2 separate regions of the Homo sapiens genome follow, and region 2 is linked to region 1. The links are chromatin contacts, found by Hi-C or POLR2A ChIA-PET in ENCODE. All regions are on one chromosome and are shown on one strand. The core of a region is the stretch at or near the end of the contact, and the rest is flanking DNA. Distances in the headings are between cores, read along the strand shown.

The links. Hi-C counts contacts between places; a loop is a spot of excess contacts on that map. ChIA-PET counts read pairs that join two places held with the same protein, here RNA polymerase II (POLR2A). Pooled maps may share reads with other maps.
Region 2: a loop to region 1 is called in a pooled map, with 2.5 times the contacts of the local background. The contact joins the enhancer-like site here to the promoter of RABL3 in region 1. A Hi-C loop is called at or near these places in 2 of 168 maps with a recorded cell type or tissue (ascending aorta and chondrocyte) and 3 of 50 pooled maps. POLR2A ChIA-PET finds 5 or more read pairs at or near these places in 1 of 52 experiments (H1).

What each region holds. Positions count from the first base shown.
Region 1 is chr3:120,738,805-120,745,457 of GRCh38, forward strand. RABL3 (RAB, member of RAS oncogene family like 3) reads right to left here and starts at 3,712. Exons shown (of 8, transcript NM_173825.5): 1 at 3,658-3,712. The coding sequence starts at 3,703. GTF2E1 (general transcription factor IIE subunit 1) reads left to right here and starts at 3,940. Exons shown (of 5, transcript NM_005513.3): 1 at 3,940-3,990. RefSeq lists enhancers at 2,973-3,611, 3,443-3,732, 3,612-4,250, 3,698-3,992, 3,873-3,992.
Region 2 is chr3:120,436,729-120,442,701 of GRCh38, forward strand. The region is part of intron 2 of FSTL1 (follistatin like 1); the gene reads right to left. LOC124900546 (a long non-coding RNA gene) reads right to left here. Exons shown (of 2, transcript XR_007096030.1): 1 at 1-5,973. Among named protein-coding and RNA genes, the nearest start is that of FSTL1, 11 kb to the right of the region's middle. Within about 2 kb of position 2,368, at least 21 of the 41 ENCODE cell types and tissues checked have a DNase peak (open chromatin) inside an H3K27ac peak, as active enhancers do; they include ascending aorta, where a contact is called at or near this core.

The DNA of each region.
Region 1 (6,653 bases), core at 2,462-4,961:
TTATTAGATATTTAGGGTGTTTTGAAATTTTTGATATGCTAGTGAAAGGTTATTTCTGTTTAAACCTTTGTTTAAAATTAAAATTATGTCCTTAGTATACCTTCCCAGGAGTAAACTCAGTACTTAAAAGGAAACATTTAAAGTTCTTGATATGCATTGAGAAATAACTTTCATGGGGTTATACTGCCACCAGCCATACACTTGAGCCTGCAGGTCTTGTTGCACCTCAACAGTATCATGTAGTTGGCTTTTCATCCTTGTTAACCTGATAAAGGAATAAAAGTGACATCTTGGCCAGGTGCGTTGGCTCACACCTGTAATCCCAGCACTTTGGGAGGCTGAGGCAGGCAGATCACGAGGTCAGGAGTTCGAGACCAGCCTGGCCAAAATGGTGAAACCCTGTCTCTACTAAAAATACAAAAATTAGCTGGGCGTGGTGGTGGGTGCCTGTAATCCCAGCTACTTGGGAGGCTGAGGCAAGAGAATCACTTGAACCCAGGAGGCAGAGGCTGCAGTGAGCCGAGATTGCGCCACTGCACTCCAGCCTGGGTGACAGAGCAACAATCCGTCTCGGTGGTGGCGGGCAGTGGGGGAGTGACAGCTTGCTTTAGTCTGCATTTCTTTACTTTCTGATAAAGATCAAAGATTATCATTATGATTATTCTGGCAAATCAGTTGTTTTTCCTCTCATAAATTCTCTGTTGATCTACTCTGTACCTTTATCTACCAGGTTTTAGTGTCATTAATTTATATGAGCTCTTTATCTATTAAATATATTAATCATTTTACGTATGTGTAATTGAATCAAACATTTTCTCAGGCTTCCCTTTTATTACTTTTTTTATATAGAAACATTTAAGATTTTTAAATACTCAAAATTATATTTGTCATTGAATTTACTGCATTGTGTCTAATATCTGTAACTTTTAGGATGTATTGTTGATTCTGTATTTGTAAATAGGTTTGTTTATGTTCAAGGAATGTATCTATCCACTTAATTATCAGCTTGATGCAACACTTGAGGCCTAGTTTAGCTTAATTGTGTTAGGGTAAACATTTCCAGGCAGTAGAATTGTATAGCTCTCCATGAATTAACTGCTTTGGGTGATAAGTATTAGCTAAGAAGGGATGAAACCCTAAACAGTAAGAACAGTTGAAGTGCTAGGGAATAATGGCGAATTTCATTTCTTTAAGAATTTTGGGAGATTCTGATTCTATGTTTTCACCTTTAGAACTAAATTTGATCAAAAGAATGCACTTGATTTGCTTGGGGGTAAAAAAGGCCCAATATAAATAAATGTCAGCTCCAAATACAGCTGTTTGGTAATATGTTAAACTAGTCCCTAATCTCTGAAAGAAAGAGAAAACCGTATGGTAGTGAGACTTTCAGGGTTCCTTACCAAATTACCAAATATCTCAATAGGATAAAAACAAATCACCAAATATCAACTTATTCTTTTTATTTTTTTTTCTTGGAGACAGGGTCTCACTCTATCACCCAGGCTAGAGTGCAGTGGCACGATCCTAGCTCACTGCAGCCTCAAATTCCTGGGCTCAAGTGATCTTCTCACCTCAGCCTCCTGAGTAGCGGGACTACAGGCGTGCACCACCATGCCCGGCTAACTTTCTGTACTGTTTTTGGTAGAGAGAGGGTCTTGCCATGTTGCCCAGGCTAGTCTTGAACTGAGCTCAAGCAATCCACCCGCCTCAACCTCCCAAAGTGCTGGGATTATAGGCTAGAGCCACCTTGTCTGGCTAAGTCATTTCTTTATATATTTGTGAAACCCTCAAAATTTTATAAGGGAAATGGCCTTTATTTAAAAATAAACTTTCGGGTTTGAAAGAAAGGCTGAGGAAGTGTAAAAAGTGCATTCTAAACTGTCAGACTGTGTACTTTTAAATCGCAGTTAAAAGGAGACTGACAAAATTACCTTTTAAAAAGATAAAAAGACAATAACTAACTTTGCACATAAAGGTTAACATTAGTGAATGTGTGACAACATCAATCACTTTCCTGGCCATCACAGCTGTGTCTTCTGCTTTACAACTAAACCATAACAGGGGAGGCGGGCAGTAGGGAAGCTTATCAATTGCCTGATTACTTTTCCACATTTAATGTAGCTGCTAATTCTATCCCTGTTATATGACGCATTAATTCCACAGTTATAACCCCAGAACCTAATACAGTGCCTGTTGGAAAGAAAATAAATTGACTAGTTGCAACAGTTTGTAATATGAAGGGATTGTTAGATACAATAGAAAATGGAATTATAAAGGACACAAAACACCCACTTAACGTATCATGAAGAAGTCTGTTAGTTCTGGATTGTAAATTCTACTCAGTGATACTCTTGCCAAGTCCCTTTAGGCCACAATTACTTTATCTGTAAAACTGAGTGATTTTATTAAATTAACTTCGGCACCACTTCAAGCTACCTGATAGAAATGAAGTCGACATAAATTGTGATTATGTTCATTAAGTTTCAAAAGGCAACTTTCTTAGGGGAATATTAAATAATGCTCTCTGTAAAATATTTCATAATGCAAATAATCCTCAGGGCAATGTGAAAACATTCTTAACCTATATTTGCTGCCCACAATTTTATTTAGTTTCTATTAAGTTTTCAAGCCTCTCCACCTCCAAGCATCTAGCACAACGTCTTTGCTCACAACACATGCTCTTAGGCCAACTCCAGAGGAGCGCTTCTATAAAATGCAAGGTCAGCATTTATTGAAGTTACTAAGGAGAGCTGAATTGGGGATTATGGAAGAAAAGATAAGGGCAGTGAGGTGGGAGCTGGAAATCCAGACGCCAGCTGTAGTTCTCAAATGTCCCAGGTGTCAAAAGAATTCTTTTTGCATCCACTGAGATTAAAAAAATATATATATATTTAACACTAGGATTAAATTGGGCTCAGCGTTAAATCCTAGCTGCTTCAGAATAAAACTCTTACTTTAATTTCTCTATTGTACAGTCTAGGACATAATAGGTTTTCAATGAAGATCAAACGAGAACCAGGAAATTAAGCTCAGTTAAGAATAAAACAGGACCACTACCCAATATGTCACTGCATAATTATAACTTAGCGTTTAAGTTCGTGGACTCCGCGTTCAAAAGGATTCTGTCATTTACATCTCTCTGCCTCACTACTCTCATCTGTAAAATGGGATAACAGGACTGTCTCAGAATTAAATGAGTTAATACATGCGAAGCGCTTGCCAGTGCACGTTTCTCAGTGCACGTTTCTCAGTGCACGTTTGACTTCCTTAATGAACAAAATCTCTTGAAGGCACGGTCCTACTAACTTCTGTACCCTTAACATAGAACCCCATACAATACTCAATGCCTGCTTTTTTTTTTTTTTTTTTTAATAAAAGAATTGACAATACACTCTAGGCTGGGGTCGCCTGGGAGACCGATGCGGAAAGCCGCGAAGGCAAAAGACCCGGGCTCCGCGACCCCCACCCGCGCGACGACGCCGCCGCCACCGCGTCGTCACACGGAGCAAAGTCCCCTGGGAAGTGTAGTCTTCAGGCCCTGGGAGGGACTTCAGCCACGGGCCGAGGAGCCAGGAAGTTGAGGGAAGGAAGCTAAGGGGAGGGTTACTGGGTAACTCAAAAGTGTCTGGAGCCCCAGAGGTAGGGTAAGCCGCTCACCTGAGTCTCCCAACACCAGTACCTTCACCCGATCCAGGGACGCCATCTTGCCACTGCCTTCCCTGGGTTAACGCCTGTTCCTGGATTGTAAGCCAATCAGAGTTGGGCATGGAGGGCAGAGCCTTCAATTTCATTGGCCACTCGGAGCGTGACTGTCTTGATCGAAGGTTTCACTGAACTCATTGGCTGGTCTGGTAAAAGGTAGCGGGGTGCTTCCCCAGCTGGTCGCAGGAATAGTGCGTTTTCTTTGTCGCGCAAGGGGCGTGGTTCATTTAAGCCGGTAGTTGAAGCGCTGGGGGCAGCTGTAGTGGGAGTGTTCCAGGATTCGCCTTGGTAAACCTTGTTCCCTGTTCCTTGTTCGGAGTTCCCTGGCCGGGCATTGCATTTCATGATTTCTTCTTCCTTTCGCTCCCTCTTAACTATCCTCCCCTAATGAATTACCCTGTTGCCTTGGTCCTCTTGGTCCTCCAAAGAACCATTGACCCCGGAGCGGCCCGTGTGCGACCTCGGGTAGGGCGGGCTTGGCTGCGCCGAGTGTGGCCCTGGACCCAACTGGGAGAGTCCGAGGGAGTTTGGGGTCTCGGAGTCTCGCATTGGGGAGGAGTGCATATCACCGAACGCGTCTCGTGGAGGGCAGCTGGGTCCGGAGGTTTCGCGGTAGTTTGCCGCTGTGTGTGTGAAGGCGTGGAAAGTGCCATGAAATGTGGTAACACAACACCGCAGTTAGATGTGTAGAATCCCAAGTTGTTCTAGAACTGGAGTGGCGATTTACTGAAGTAATCTAACTGGTCTCTTCGCATCCACTTTTCTTGTTTTTTTCTCCACTCTGCAGTCAGTACAATCTTTTAACATCCTGAATTTGATCCACGCACCTCCCGCTTAAAACTGTTTTAAATTTAAGAAGAGAGTGCCCAGTAGCCTGTCCGATTCTACCTTGGAAACAAGAGTGGAGGAAGTGAAGCAGGGGGAAGCTGGCAAGATGAGCCATGTTGGAACAAAACGTGCCTAGGAGACATATGGAAAGTTTTATGGAAGTACTTGTCTGGCTATGCTAGATGCTGGAAATTAATTGGTGAACAAGATGAAGTCTGGTCTTAGAGATAGACATGGAGAAAGTACAAGAAGGGGGAAAGAGCCATGGAACACGTGAAAGGGGATGATTGTATGCTACTTAATGGGGAGTCTGGGAAGGCCTCCATGAGGAAATATCATTTGAGACTTGAAGGATGATTAGGAGAAGGGGGTTTGGGCTTAGCTGTAGGGGCAGAAGGAACAGCATGTGCAAAGCCTTGGGATGCAGGGAAAGCACATGTGGCTCATGGAATTGAGAATATGCTGGTGTGGCTGGTTATGAGGCTGACAGGGTAGACAGAGGGCAGAGGGTGCCTTCTTTTCAACTTTGTTTCTCTGGCTCCGTGCCTGGTGCACAGTAGTCCTTAAATGTTGATATGATTAAAATACACGTGGGTCTGGGCTGGGGTAGGGAGGTGAGGCTGGGATCTGACTCATGGACTATGGAGATCAAAGGAAGAAACAAAGGTCCTAGGAGGTCCCACGCTCAGAAGTCTCCAGAGACCAGCCATACTCCTTCCCTAATAACGCCAGCTGCTATTCGGCTTCAGCTTATTGTTTCCATGTGGGAACATGGGCTCACTTTTTCCTCAGATATTTCCAATTTTGCAAGAGGAGCTGGAAGTTGAAATTTATGTGAACTCTTACAATTTTTAAATGTTGACAACTAATTCAGAAAATTTTTGAAACATTCTTTGGGTGATACAATGCGTGGGGGGCTGCCAGTTTGAGAACTCTTACCTAAGACCTCTAGAGATTGAGTAAGGAGATTCAGCGTGAGTGGGAAGTGATGGAGGAGAGAAGGTAGTGGTCAGGAAGGAGGATTTTAGAATGCAGAGATTTTGAACAAAGTGGCACAGCTTGATTTCATTCCTGAGCTCTAGTTTCATTTGTTCAGCTACCTGCTGGGCATATTCAGAGGAATATCCTATGGTATTTCCTCAAAGACACTTCTAAAAGTGATTTCCTCATTTCTTCCTGCTCCTCGTCAGGGGTCACCTATTTCTCATGGCAGTACTTTTCCTAGCTACGCTGGCTCAAAACAGAGAGCTATTTAAGATTTTTCCTACTCTCATATTCTGTATCCAATATATTTTGTTGGGTCCTTTTGATTTTTTTTTCTGTAATAACTTTCATTCATTCTGTTCTCTTCTTGCAATTTTTTTGCCTTCTTAGTTTAGATTTTATACCCCCAATATTCCACACTGCCTCCACCTTCACTCACTTGAGTCCGTTCCTCATATTGGTATAAGAGTCATTTTTCTAAATAGGGGATTTATTATGAATGCCAGTACTTAATTGAACTCTTATGCCAGCCCTGAAAGCAGAACACTTTGCATTAATTATCTCACTGAGTTCATACATTAACTGTGTGAGCAGGGCACCATTAATCACTTTTTTTTTTTTTGAGGGTCCTGTCCTGTCACCGAGGCTGGTGTGCAGTGGCTCAATCATGGCTCATTGCAGCCTTGACCTCCTGGCTCAATTGATCCACCTCAGCTGGTACTACAGGTGCATGGCACCATACCTGGCTAAGTTTTAAAATTTTTGTAGAGATGGGGTCTTACTATGTTTCCTAGGCTTGTCTTCAACTTCTGGGCTCTGACAGTCCCCCAACCTTGGCCTCCCAAAGTGTTGCAATTACAGGTATTAGCCACTGTAGCCACTGCACTTGGCTTAATCACTTTTTATATATGAAGAAACTGAGTCTGAGAATTTTCTGAGGTCAGGGGGCCTAAGAAATACTGGAACTGAGATTTAAACCCCAAAACTGTTGGATTGTAAAGTCCTCATATCACTCCCTTATTTTAGTCTTCACAGCTCCCTAGGGTGTTTTAGGCAAAGGAAACAGGCTGAGCAATAAGTGGCACAGGGACCTCTCCATGCAGGATGAGCATTGGCAGGATATATAATAGGGACTTTTG
Region 2 (5,973 bases), core at 1,118-3,617, 300 kb before region 1:
TAGGGAGAAGCCAGGTGAATTTCCTGCTTCTGATATAGGACTCAGCCTGTCCCTGTAGCACCATAATTATAGCACATAGTGCAAAACCAGGGATGGTGGTGCCCTGGGAGAAGCGAAGCTGCGTGCTCCGAGTATTTGTGAATGACTGGCAAGCATACATCTGCCTCCATCCCAAAGCAAGTTTTGTGAGCTCGGCTGGGCCACCAAGAAGCCATGCTGGGCCCTCCTGGTAGGGACCCTGACAGTAAAGGGAACTCAGTATGTCTGAGTCTTTGCTCAGGGTGAGCATCTGTATTTCTGTTTCAATAGTGTTTAGCCTCTCTGATAGAAATTCCACTGTATCAATTTCACACTACAGTTTAGGTGAGCCAGGTATATGTGTGAAGGGGATCAGAAATTTCTCGGACCATCTTTGAGGTCCCGTCCATTTTCTTTTTCTCTGTCACAAATGTTATGCCACAAACTACAAACTTGGGCCCTCTCAATAGCTAAAAATACATGTAATTAGCCCAACCCTTACAGAAGCTAATAGGATATGTTGGCTGTGGGATTAGGGAGGGAAAACCTATGTCTTATTTTTGGAATATGGTAGGGAATGAGTGAATGAATGACATGCACTTATTAAATTCATTAACAGGCAAACTTCACACCATAAAAATAAGCACTGGTTTATGTGCCTAGGCTTAGAAAGAAATCAGGGCAGTATAACATAAGTCAAACACTAAACTAAATTAAAACAAAACAAATTCCACAGGAATTTTTGTGAGAAAAGTCTCACTATTAGAGCTATAGGGAGATGGCCATGTTCTCCTAGTGGTGAAATTTAAGTCAGTGTCTATTTGTGTGTGTGTGTGCATGTCTCCTTGTGTATTCTGTATGTACACAGACACATATCCATGCACACACACACACACACATATAGTCTACCCTGGGGCACAGCAAAATTTAATTCAATTCTAACCTGTACTGTACCCTTACTAGAAAAGCCACCTCCAATATTGAGCTGGCTGGCTCCCCAGTCAGGATCAATAGCACGATTTAGCACATTGGGATTTTCTAGTGAGATTCGGGAACTGGAGTACAGGCAAGGTACCAAGCATTTCAGCAGGACTAAAACATCTGCATTGGCCTCTGTTTCCTTACTGTGTTCACCCTAACAAGTCACTTGATTTAACCATTGGGTCAAAGCCAAAGACCAGTGCCCATGGGCTGTAGTAAGAGCCTGATCTGACCAGAGATCAGGGCCAGGGGAGCAGGGCAGGCAATTCATTAATACTTGTTCAGGAGCCCCTGGATCCTGATCATGGGCCAGGCAACATGATGAGAAAGTAATAAGAAGGATTCCAGAAAACAAAATTAGGGTCCACGCAATAGTTTCAGACAACTATTTCTGTAAGCCATTTGCAATACTGCATCATTATTTTTAAAAGAAAATGTGAACATTTACAGAAGCGAGAAAAAGTTTTGTTTGCTTTTGTTTTTCAAGTAAGTTCAATAAATCCCAAACTGCACACTCTGAATTAGGGGTTGTCTTCCCTTTTTCCCCCCAAAATTTCTTGATCGACTACAAGGAGACCCAGGATTCTTCATTTCTTCCCCAGTGTTGTTGAGCGGTTGGCTTCTGAAGTGGAAAATCAAGTGATTCCTTTCTGTAGAGTAAACAGCATTTGGGATTCCTGGGCATGAAGACTGTTCAGGTGCCACATGCCGTACTGTTTATATTCCACTCACTACATGGCGAGAGAAAGTAAAGGACACAAGATGCCTCCTGTTTTTATTCACTCTGTTTTCTCATTCTTGAGCCAGCCTATCTTTCAAACTGTTCTTCACTAGGCTGTAAATCACCATAAGAGTTAATCAAATATCCCAATTCCATTAAGTAGAATATTTTGACAGTCTAGCCTAGAATATCCGCCTCCTTTTATATGAATAGGACTTCAAAGCTGCATTTTAGAGCCCACCTACTCTAACCCCCATATTTGGCAGATGAGGAGTCAGGTGGCTGCTCATTACCTGGGGTGCCACTGTCTGTCCTGAGTTATTCATCCCAGCCCATCTCTGGCCAGTAAATGGAGGTTCGTTTGAAGCCAGCTCACACCAGGGATGTCTGTAAACTCAGCCACAGTTTCAGTCAGCACTGCTGCTATCTTCACTCTGAACCTTTCAAGGCAGCTGAATCCTGACAGTCTCATAAATTCACTCACCTGTTTCCTATGTGTGCGACTCGTTGCCAGTCCCCCGGGACAGTTTAAGCCTAACTAAGAAAACTGGGGAAACGAGTGAGGACAGACAACCAAAGTAAGAGCTACAGAACCATGCAGATTGTGCTAAAAAGGCACAGAGCCAAGCAGACAGTGTCTAGACTTTAACTGGCCTCTCCCAGCGGAGAGGCGTGCAGGGAGGAGGCGAGAGCAAGGCCGGAAAGCCTGCTCGGGTTTTGCTCAGCTAATGCAAACACATGACACAACCTCTGACAGGCTCCAGGCTGGGGGTTTACTCTAAGACATTTCTTCCCAGGGGCTGGAATTCAGCTGGAGGCTGAGGAAATTCTGCTAATCCAGCAATCAGAAGGAAGCTGGGAATACTTGTTTTAATTCCTGGGGAATCACAGTTCCCAAACTAGACTGACTTGTGCAACAGCCCAAAGTAGCACACTGTGGGTACAAGAAACCAGATATTTAAGATTTCCATGTCTATCATCTCTGCTTATCTATGAGGAAAATCCACAAAAACACAGAACTGGCTTTTGATGGAGGCCTAGTACAAAAACTTTGCAAGAGTCTAAATGAAATCAACTTATAAGATGCACAAATGTAGAAATGACTGCCATAGTCTAATAAACATCACATGACTCAGAGATAACGTTGGGTTTGGGGAGCTTTGCACATCAGTTAGAAAAAAATGTGCTCCTTCCTGTGGGTGGGCAGACAAGCCCTGTGCCACACACAGGTACATGACACACTTGTGCAGTGAACAGTCTGTACAACCCTACCTAGCAACTCTGCTGGCGTTTTAGAGCTGTCTTGCCATTTGGCCTTATTTAATGCGGAACAGTTGTGAATACATCTGAAGAACAAAGAAATTGCCTTAAAACATCCCCCAAGGCTGGGCACTGTGGCTCACGACTGTAATGCTAGCACTTTGGGAGGCTGAGGAGGGAGGATCGCCTAAGCCCAGGAGTTAGAGACCAGCATGGGCAACAAGGTGAAACCCTGTCTCCACTAAAAACACAAAAATTAGCTGGGCCTGATGGCACATGCCTGTAGTCCCAGCTACTCTGGAGGCTGAGGTGGAAGGATTGCTTAAGCCAGGATGTAGAGGCTGCAGTGAGCTAAGATTGTGTCACTGCTCTCCAGCCCGGGCAACAGAGCAAGATCCTGTGTCAAAAAACAAAACAAAACAACTGGTACAAAAAAAAACCCCCAAAACTCCTAAGTCACTGATCATTAGGCTGCAAATGCTCCACTGTAAAAACTGCATTCCAATGTGACTCAGAAGTAAATGGACCTAATTCCAAATGGAGGTCATGCCTGCCATGTCTATGTGGCCAGAATGGCCAAGTCTGAAGTGTCATTCCAGGCACATAGCCATATAACAACTGATGTTACCTGGAAAGTTAAACGGCTGGGTCTCTACAATGCTGAGTGGATGTTACCTAGCAGAAGTGTCTTTGGTTTTCAAACTTCCACAAGACACAGTGACTATCAGTCATTTTTCAGAGCTCAGCTGGTGGGTCACTTCCTCCTGGAAGCGCTCCTGAGCCCTTCGTGCTGGGTTAGGTTTTCAGCCCTGTCCCAATACTTCTCACATTGCATCACTTTGAGCCTGTGTTCCTGTCTGCCTCCCCTCCGGACTGCAAGCTCTTTGGGCACAAGGTCTCTTATCCACCAGCACTAACTCAGTGCCTAACAGAGAACAGATTTGCAATACCTTTTGTTTTCCTCTTTTGAGTTGACTTTGAAAAATTTTACTTTGTCCCAGATGAGTGATGCAAAATAGTGTATTGAGACTTTGTGCAGTTTTATCTCTGCATCTAATGTGAACGTGGTGGTTCGTGAATGTTTGGCAGCTCCTACTGCAGCCCAGACACTTCAGGATGACCTCTCTGTAATGGTGAGAGAAGGAAAATAGAGGAGAAAGATGAAGGGAAGAGCAAAGAGCAACATAAGGAGTGGTACAGAGAGCTGGCTCCAGGGCCAGGAAGGGGTGGGCATGTGAGGCTGGCATCGGCCTGGCTGCAGACACAGCAGCCCCTCCCTAGTGGGACTGCAGGTCTGTGTGCAAAGTACCAGAAGCTGTGGCCTTGGCTCCCAAAGGGACAAATTCCAGCTTGCTCCAGGAATACTTCTTACCCTGTCTTTGAGAGTAATTGGCACTTATTTTTGAAATAATGAAAGCAAAGGATCCTATTCCTTTGCATTATCACATTTTCCACACCAACAATTTGAAATTTATTGCCTGGTAACAGGCCATGCTATGAAGACCACAGCAAAATGGAAATGACCACCCAAGATATCTGTTTGCCACCTTCATACATACCTCTTTTTTTGCCTTTTCTTTCTGTTTTCTTCCCAGTTATTTCCATTCACTCACTCTACCTTTAGGGAGAACCTATGCTGGCTTCCCATCCTACTGCCTCTGCACAGGAGATGCTCCATGAGTACTTCAATCTCTTCCTGGAGGAATGATAGAACTGTGGCTTCACAGAAGAAACACTACATAGAAGTTTAAGGGCAAGATTAGCTCAGTAGAAGCAAGGGTTCTGATATAAATTCTGGGCCTTAAAGCATCCACTGAAGTAAATATCCTAGTTTTCTCTTTAAAAAAGAAGGTGATAATTAAATCTCTGGAGAGAGAAAAAGAAGCAAGGAGACTTCTGTATGCCATGAACACACATATACACGTGCGTGAATGTGTGTGCAAACACACGTGTGTACACACATGTACACACACACACACGCACCCATGGCTTTTGGAGTTCGTCCCCTAGAGATGCCCTGAAGATGATAATACCAACTAACACTGCACACTGTGTGCCAAAACACTCTGCTTTACATGTAAGAGCTTATTTAATTCTCACAACCAACCTATGGGGTAGATACTCTGGATTAAGCCCGTTTTAGAGATGGGGAAACAGGCTCAGAGAGGTTTTAAGTAGTTTTCCCAAGATCACATGGCTAGTAAGGGCAGTGCTAGGATTTAATCTAGCTTCCAGGTCTGAGCGCTAAGCCATTATGTTATACTTCCTCTCGAGGAAAAATCAGTAATCAGAGTAACAACCTGAGCCAGCACAAAGGCTGTGCAAATAAAGACCATGCCTAGTGGATGTTTACTTGTATACTGAGGATTCTCCTGGTGAAATCATTACAGAGTCAAAAACATAAGCGACCCTTCATCTCTTGCAGGTATTTGTTTTTGGTGTTGACTATACACCATGAGTAGAGGAGACCTTTTCCAAGATCTAATCGAGTAGACAGGTAGAGACACAGGAATGATTCCCATTCTACTGGTAAGGAAAGTGACTTCGGGGAGGTTAAGTAACTTGCACAAGGCCTCACAGCTGGACAAGGCCAGAATTCAAACTCAGTCCACTGCCCCAAAGCCCTCGCTCTTAACTGAAGATACAAGTTAGAGACATTATGTGACTTTAAAAAGGTGCCCAGAAAAGGGCACAGCAGGACTTCTAAGTTGGACTCTTTCATTGTTCTACAGCGTTGCTCTTAATAACAAAATGGGTTTGTTACAGAGTCTATGAAAAAGACAGAGTTAGGCCTGGCATCGTGGCTCACGCCTCTAATCCCAGCACTTTGGGAGGCTGAGGCGGGTGGATCACTTGAGGGTGGGAGTTCCAGACCAGCCTGGCCAACTAGGTGAAACCCCATCTCTACTAAAAACACAAAAATTAGCCGGGTGTGGTGGCAGGCGCTTGTAATCCCAGCTACTCAGGAGGCTGAGGCAGGAGAATCACTTGAA